Linked DNA regions of Homo sapiens: region 1 is linked to region 2. The links are chromatin loops, found by intact Hi-C in ENCODE. Cell type or tissue: MCF 10A. All regions are shown on one strand. Links, peaks and the distances in the headings refer to the core of each region. The heading gives the core; the rest is flanking DNA.

Evidence for each region. Hi-C counts contacts between places; a loop is a spot of excess contacts. Peaks named below come from ENCODE experiments on the same cell type or tissue, not always from the same donor. Only the 100,000 strongest peaks of a DNase experiment are listed, where the experiment ranks them.
Region 1: it touches region 2 in a loop (11-fold over the local background); 51 of 110 quality-filtered maps call a loop at or near these places.

What each region holds. Positions count from the first base shown.
Region 1 is chr12:91,575,749-91,580,152 of GRCh38, reverse strand. All of the region lies in intron 1 of LOC105369896 (a long non-coding RNA gene), which reads left to right. Among named protein-coding and RNA genes, the nearest start is that of LINC02823, 250 kb to the right of the region's middle. In MCF 10A, for the core only: a CTCF peak has its summit at 2,063; no DNase peak of the experiment used is centred there.
Region 2 is chr12:92,567,993-92,572,396 of GRCh38, reverse strand. All of the region lies in intron 1 of LOC105369905 (a long non-coding RNA gene), which reads right to left. Among named protein-coding and RNA genes, the nearest start is that of LINC02397, 100 kb to the right of the region's middle. RefSeq lists an enhancer at 1,746-1,875. In MCF 10A, for the core only: a CTCF peak has its summit at 1,848 (motif pointing right); a DNase peak (open chromatin) is centred at 1,846.

The DNA.
Region 1 (4,404 bases), core at 168-4,167, 990 kb after region 2:
ATGCACCAAGTAAAAGAGAGCTGCATTTCAGCCCTTTTCAGTGTGGCTCTTATTTGGGTTAGAAAAATGGTGATTATTTTTTATGACAGGAAGGATCAGATCATCTTAATTCATCATCTCCTTTGCATTCACTCTGAATCATTTTTCTGTCTTGGCCTACAAATTAGTAATGTTTTTTATTGCTTAACAATGCAAAGAATTATCTCATCATCTAAGTTCAACTCTATAATATTTAAGTTAATCAATATTTGCCATTTGTTAGGCATATGATAGATATTCAGATATTTACTAAGTTTAGACTGTATGACGGATTTTCTCTGAAACTAAGACCACTAGGTCAGTTAAAGTATTCCATCCAAACCCCACTGTGAATTATATTGCTGATTTTAAATGAGCTTCTATCCAGGCTGTTCAAGCACATGTTTCTTTCAGATCTTTGGCATCTCTGATTTTATTCTACCTTCAGGAATTAGGAAAATCAAGCTGAGTCCTTTAGTTTTATGTTTCCTCTGTATAAGTAGCGTCTACAATAAATACCAAAGCTTAAAGATTAATAAATCCCTCCACGTACAACAGGATTTATGACAGAAAACTGCAGTATTTTTACTAATTATTACAAATGACAATTGAAAATACTCACTTCTGGCTTTGCTCTTTTTATGACTGTAAAAGCCACTAGCATAAGGATGCCTCTTTTTGGTTAGGCTCATAATCTTTGATTTATCTTCTTCAATTCTGAGAAAATAAGCACTGAGGGGGGTCTGGTTTATATTACTGGGACAAGACAATGGCTCTAATCTGCAATCTTCTATTTTGTTTCTGCTGTTCAAAGACCAATTTCAATTTTAACTTGCCTGTTGTCCCTTTTCTGTTGGTAGAAAGCTGTTTTGATTACAGGAGGGGTGGAGGTGGTGGGGGTGAGGTGATGTCAGTGGTGATGGTGGTGGTGTTGTGTGTGTGCCTGTGTGTGTGTGTGTGTGTGTGTGTGTGTGTGTGCGTAAAAAGGAGCTAGGCTAGTAGAGGAATGGGAGGCAGCATACATAAGCTGTATTTGTGAATCTGCTTATAAACCTAACAGATTTTTCAGCTGAAATTTGGCCAATGTTAATTGTACACACTGAATTCATGCTGGGAAAATCTCTTTGGAAAAAAAAAAAAAAAAAGACAGAGAGCACAGCCGGCCTGTTATGTAAGATGTTTATTTTCATCCAATCCAACCCACCATAGGCAGTACAGAAAATAGGCCAGTGCTTCTGACCGGTGACATCACCTCATCATCAGGAGAAAGCGGGAATGGCTGATCACCATATTGTTAGTAAAGAGGATAATTTCCTTTCACAATTGTTTTTCTTTTGGAAACCTTTATTTCTGGAGATAGTGATCTCATCTCTGTGGGATGTTTATTTCTTCAGATTCTGTAATAACAGTGAAGCTACCTGGATTTCAGTTCTTGTACAATGCACATAAACACTTATTTTGGTGCTTTTTCTCTGGGTCTCCAAACGTTAAAAGATTGGATGATTTTAGCAGAACATTGACCATCCTAAGAAAATTGTGACGGGAAGAGGAATAATTATTCTGATATTTAACCTTATGAAGTATTTTATGTAGCCTTTGGTAATTTGCTTTGCAGAATGCCTCCTTTTCTTAGGCTGTGTCACATTATATTTGGGTAGATGGGCATTGTGTTTATTTTATGAATACTAAGAATGAAATGCACAGTTTTTAGAAAGTGTTTTAAGCAGGTCATTATCTACGCTATAATATAGACGTTTTTGCAATTTATAAGTAGTAAAGTGGGTGAAATTTTGTGGGTGTGTGCATGTAGCTTTTTTTTCTAATTCAAAATTAATAGAAAACTAAAAATAGGGTCTTTATTATAGAAGCTAATTCAGCTACTTAGAAAATATACCACAATAAAATTAACCAGTCTGTGGTTTGTTTATGACAGATTTGGTTAAATGACTTCTTTCTGTTACGGGACAATTTTCAGGATTATTCAAATTCACCCACTTTTTAAAATAAATAATTTGCCTATTCTTGTTTCATTCTCCCTCTAGAGGATATCAGTGCGTATTACAATTCAAACATTAAATATGCCAGTAGGTCTAATTTAAATACAGCACGATCCTGAGAACTGTTCCTTGACTTCATTTGTATTCAACTTAACTCAGTTCTAGAAGCCATTATCTTAAGTAGCTCTAAGTTTGCAGCACTTTTTTCCTTTAAACCTAGGTGTCAGTATCTTAAGGAGGTCATTTTTGTTTTGTTTTGCTTTGTTTTGTTTTTGTTTTTTTAAACAACAAAATCAATATCTTAACCCTCGTGAAGAGCAGTACTGAAATGGTTAGAGTTTCAGTTTCTAATATAATGAGCGGTGTGTGTTTGTGACTCTAAAAGTCTAATTATTGTGTTCTGGGATATCCACATTACATCTGCTAGGCAGTCTTTGAGGACACTGGAGGCCATTTAATGTTGTATAAATTAAGTATCACAATAAAAAGTGGTCCAGTAACCTGCAGATATGACAGTCAAATATTAGAATTGGTACAAAAATATTTATGGACATTCACCTGAAGATGAGCATAGGAAAGGGCTCCTTATCTTGCTTTCAAGAGACATGAATGATTTGATTTGCGAAAGCTGCCTAATCATTCAGAGCCTATTTTCTCTATCAGTAAATAGGAATAATTATATCACCTTTTAGTAGTATGAAGACCAAGTAAAATCTAGAAAATGCTTAATATGTGACTGACTTGGAGTAAATTATTTTCTCTTCTATTGTAATAAAAATTCTCTGGTTGGAGCTAAGAAGTGAAAATATAAAAATTAGCAAAACCTTTCGGGAGATTCCCCTCATTTCTTGATTTATTTTCTTATATGTTCTGTACTTCCAATTTCAGAGTCATGGCATGATTTTATCTTCAAAATGTTGTTACAGGACTCTTGCAGAAATGCCAGTCGTAGGTGGACAGTCTGGAAAAAGAAATCCATGATTCTGTTTCTTAGTGTGAGACTGTGGGGCTTTATTTCTTTTTGGTGGGACATAGAAAGGGAGAAATAGGTAGTCATTTATGTTTTGATTTAGAAGTTCAGCATATAAAGTTTCAAAAAGAAAGATGCTATAGAATATAATAATATATTTCTATTTGTATTTTAAAAGCCTAAAAATTATTTATGAAACTATTTGCAGGAAGTTGGGATTAGGCAGAAGTTTGGAAAACTTTTTCTTTCTCTGTACGGTTTACATAAAAATATTTTCATGAAGAATATACATGATAAAATTTCTTAAGGTGAAAGGTAAATCTTCCATTTCTGAACTCCAGTACCTTAATTTCCCTCTCAAAGACACCCACAGTTTATAGTTCATCATTTTTGTAAGATTTTGCTAGGCAATATATACATACATATATATATATATATAAAAATATAAAATGTTTGTTTTCAGTAGGTGTGTTCTATAGTCTTTGTGAACACTGAATTAGTCACTACTGTACCATTGCTCCTATGGGAAATACAGAGTTAGGTTTCTGAAAGCCTTTGGTCACAACAGTGTCATCATCTGATCTATACGTAACTTTGTTTTGTGTGTTTTTGTGTATGAAGGCATCTTATTTATGATTCATTAACATTAAACTCACAGCCACTATAGCTCATACCCAAACAAAGTTTATCACATATATTTTCACCATAAGGCACATTACAGTCTTCTTGTGCTTAGGAACAGTAGACAGCACTTCAACACTATGCTTGGGGGAAATTTTAAACAGTAAAATCACCAGCAAAAAAGCACAAAAATGAGAAACATTTGGCACTAAATAGACCATGAAAAGGACACTTGTTTATAGTATGGAAGCTGAAATAAGAGGGCAGAGCATTGCCTTCTTTAACCTAGAAAGTTCTGCAAGTATTGATTTTGGAGTTATTAATACAAATATATCTTAGCAAGTAGAAGAACCCATGAATAATGAGGATCAACTGTATATATATGTATGTATTTATATGTATGTGTGTATGTATATGTATATTCTTTTAATCATACACTAGCAATATATTACACGCACTGTTCTGACAGTTGCTTTACAGTATTACTCAGCAGACTCTGAAGTCAGACTGTGGGATCAAAACCTGTCATTACCCTTTGCTAGCTGTGTTACCTTGGGCAGGTTACCTAACTTTTCTGTGCTTCTCTTTACTCTTCTATAATATGGGACTTATAAGGGTATTTACTTAATGGAGTTGTCGTGAGGATCAAATTATTTGATACACAAAAAGCATTTAGAATATATCTGACACATCATAGACATTATGTATTTGCTGCATCATCATTTAAGATATTTGGATAATATTCCTTATTGACCTATATAGCAGGTTCTCACTCTTTTTGAAAACAACATTGTGTTA
Region 2 (4,404 bases), core at 299-4,298:
AGGCCTAACCTAATCTAGCGATCAGAAAAGACTTCCTGGAGGCAGTGGCAATTGAGTCAATATCAGAGGGATGAGTGTAGTTAACTAGGAGGAAGGCAGGGGGAATGAGAGAAGAAAATTACTGGAAGAATGATGAGCATGTACAAAGGCCCTGAGGCAGAAGGAAAGAACTTTGAGTCTGTGGTAGTTGGACACTGCTGGCCCATGGGATAAATTTAGTTTGTAAATATTTTTCTGTTTTGGCTCACAGACTCTTTTGTGAAGATTTGAGCCCCAAAGAGTAAATATTCTGATTTCAAGCTCCTCTTGAATCATCAAATGATGTGGCAACCCTGGTCCCTGTGGGCTTCATGGCTGCAATGACAAGTGCTAAGTATCTGGCCAGTTTTTTTGGTTGTTTGTTTTGGTTTTGCGACGGAGTCTCACTCTGTTGCCAGGCTGGAGTACAGTGGCGTGATCTCGGCTCACTGCAACCTCTGCCTCTCGGGTTCAAGCGATTCTCCTGCCTCAGCCTCTTGAGTAGCTGAGACTACAGGCATATGCCACCACGCCCAGCTAATTTTTTGTATTTTTAGTAGAGATGAGGTTTCACCGTGTTAGCCAAGATAGTCTTGATCTCCTGACCTCAAGTGATCCGCCCACCTCAGCCTCCCAAATTGCTGGGATTACAGACATGAGCTACCGCATCTGGCGGTATCTGGCCAGTTTAAGTGAGGCACACACTCTCCATTTCATCAGTCTTCCTACTCCTAATTTTCTCCCTAACATCAAAGCAAGGCTTCAGTTATCGTTTATCATCATATTTGCACTGTTGCTTTTCTTATAGTGGATAATTGTTTCTTGATATTGTTGTCTCCACCAAAAATTAAAGATAGACCAAGAGGATCACGTGCTTTTCCTCAAACTCAGTGTGTGCCGTTCATGTACTTTATGGCTTGGTGACTGTGGACATTTAAATTTCCCCTGCTCTTACTTTGGAGGAAACAGAATAAAGGCCCGTAGGGTGTCTCACTATGTAACTGTCTAAAATCTGTTGACTGTTTTCTCTGCTACCAACGCTTAGTGAGAATGGGAAGTGAACTCCACTCCCTGGGCAAGCAGGGAGAGCTGAATATCTAATTGATTTTTAGTCAAAGATATAAAAAAATCCTAGCTCCACTCTTCTAAAATGTAAGACTGCACTTGTTTTTAATTGCTACTCAATATATTAAGAATTTATACTATATTAAGCAAAACAGATCTCCAGATCCCCTGCCCTGGAGAACATATGCTACTCATTTTTTTCTTTGTTGGAGAAATTAATCTTGCCATCTCCAAACCCTTGTTTCTTACATATTAGCAAGACATTAAAAATTAATTTTGAATGTTTCCTAAACACTTAAAAACACGTCACGTAAGTGCAGGTATCTCTGGTATCATGAAGAGCCCTGGTCTGTGACCTAAGAAACAGTTTGCAGTTAGTTTTGCACAGTTAATATGTTACCCAAAGATAGAGTGTAAGTCATGCCACATATTCAGAGCACTAGAGGAACTCACTGGGGGAATTTGTGAATTATTTTGTAAAGTAAAGAACTTGAAGGTAATATGCAAAGTCGCTCAATATATTCTTTTTGTAAGAACGGAGTATTCTATTAGGAATTAATACAGTGTCTTTGCACTATATATGTGCTATGATGCCTAAAATATCCGTTTCCTTATATGTAACCAAAATTACTGATGGAGTTCTATTTATGTTTGCCTTATGCATCCTGGTCTACAGTTTTTCCCTTGCTTTCTTTTCTTCTTTCTGCCATGTGTCACTAAGCCCTGCTACACATCAAATCTTCAGCTTAAACTCAACCAGCAGAGGGTGCTGTTTGAGCACTTTAAATGGACTCCTCATCTTTTTGTTTTCCAAAGAGAACAATATGGGAATAATAGGCTGGGATGATATTCAATAGGCAAGATGCTGGCAAGAGAGTATGCATCAGTGATCAGGTTTCAGTATCGTTTTGCAGAAAAATCCCTTTGTTCTCTGCTGCACAAAAGGACATTCTTTGCAAAATGCACATACAGTTTCTGGTGATAAATGCATGTGTTTAAAGGTAGATGGTGATAAATGCATGTGTTTAAAGGTAAGATGAAGGGGGTGCTGGTGGTAGAGTGGAATCGGCTTCTAAATTTACTAAGTACTTGTATCCCTTTTAGGCTTGGTGTTCTGAATCAAGATATCAGCCCCACGTGTTCTCAGCTTGCTGGTAAATGATCATGAATAATTCCTGTAGTAGCAAATGACATAATAAAATAATCAGGCATTCCCTGCCCTTTGTAGATCAATGAGCACAGATGTCTCCAAATGGAAGGCGATACTGGAGAACACTCTACATCTTGTTGGGTTTGAACATTAGAGAATTAATGGCTGTTTATCAAAATAAAGTGAGCATCTCCCTGTCCTGAAATCATGTTCAGCATTAAATATATTGTAGAAGAATACTTTGTCGCTTAAGTTTTACATAAATTTGATCAACTGTGTCTAATAGTGGATTGCACATGTCTTAGTAACATTTGTATACTTGAGTTTTTATATTAACCATTTAAAAATTTTATCAAAAAGAGAAAATTCCATATAACAACAATAACAAAAGACAAAAGCACTCCAGCTGAAGAGTAATCATTCCTGTCCCACTCCTCTTATCCTCAATGTCTCTCCACACATGTAACTTTTAATTTTTATAGCATTTTTTGGTTAGTAACCTCTCTATCTCTGAATAATATGCTTACATTGATAACTCTTGAGTTATTAGTTTTATATATGATATTTGTTTTCCTACACTGACAGATGAGAATGTAACTTAAGTCACTCAATATCTCCCGTTAGTCATATTTCTATTTTAGACCTTTATTGGTTATGTAAGGAAAACATTTGTTCCTTTAACAGTAAGCAATTTATTGTGAGTCCTCATCTTTTCAGTCCTTTTCTTCCACTTCCATCTCCCAATAAAAAGGCATTCTTCCTTTTTCTTGAGCATCTAGTATTGCTGATGTGAAATTTAATGCCAGCTTGATCCTCATTCTTTGGCAGATAACCTGCTTTTCCTTTCTGCTTTTTTCTTGAAGTCATGATCCTAGATGGAAGTCTTCTTACAGCCACTGGCGAGCTCTTCTGATCTGAAATCTTGTATTTCAGCTATACAAACTCTCCTCTATCATTCACATTAACAATTTGCTTCCCTCCGTTTTTGCTGTTCCTACATGATGTTGAGATTAGTAAGATTTGCCTTCTGCTCTCTAATTGTAATTCCATCATCTTTGTCTGTAACTTTGTAAATCAATGAATAGTGTTTACACGGGGACTCAAAACAGTATTGTTTATCACAGTGTCAAGAAGTGTGCTGTTATATTTCCTGTCTTGTACAGCTTTTAATTTTTCTGAAGTTGCTAACTGGCTTTTTAAAAGTACTATTTGCCTTTATTACGTGCCCAACTTTTTTGTCCATTGCATCAGAGATTTGGTTAAAATTTTTCCAGAAACTTCCTTCTTCTGAAGCTACTTCAGGGAAGAGTGCTTCATCCTGTTACTCTTGTCTGTACTTGTTGTCTAGGCCTCCTATACAACTGTCTCTTCTTTGTTGGGCTGCTTTCCTCATTTGTGGAACTCCAGCCTTTTATTGAAAGACACACTCAACACAATTCCTAAGAAACTGTATGTGAGATGCAGCTTTTCTGATTCTTTGAATGTGTGAAAATCAGTACATGCAAATGTGATCTATGTTCACACCTGTATAGTAATTTAATTAGGTATAGAGAATATAGTTTAAAAATATGTTTTCCTCAGAATTTTAAAGGCATTATTCCTTTTTCCTGAGCATTTAGTATTGCTAATGTGAAATTTAATGCCAGCTTGATTCTCATTCTTTTGCAGATGATATGATCTGCTTTTCCTTTCTGCTTTTTCCTTTGAGCCGTGATCACGTGGTAGAAGTCATTTTACAGCCACTGGTGGGCTCTTCCCATCTGAAATCTTAAGGCTTTCAATTGAACAGAATCTCTTTTATCATTCAAATTAGCAATTTGCTTTCCTCCCGTTTTGTTACTTATTTTTCATAATTCCTACTAATTATCTGTTAGTCTTCCTGGTTTGATCTTTAACAGTAAAATAGTAACCAATATTATCTATTTTTTAAAAAATATTTTAAGTTCTAGGATACACGGGCAGAACGTGCAGGTTTGTTACATAGGTATACACATGCCATGGCGGTTGGCTGCACCCATCAACGTGTCCTCTACATTAGGTATTTCTCCTAATGCTATCCCTCCCCCAGACCCCCACCCCCCGACAGGCTCTGGTGTGTGATGTTCCCCACCCTATGTCCATGTGTTCTCATTGTTCACCTCCCACTTATGAATGAGAACATGTGGTATTTG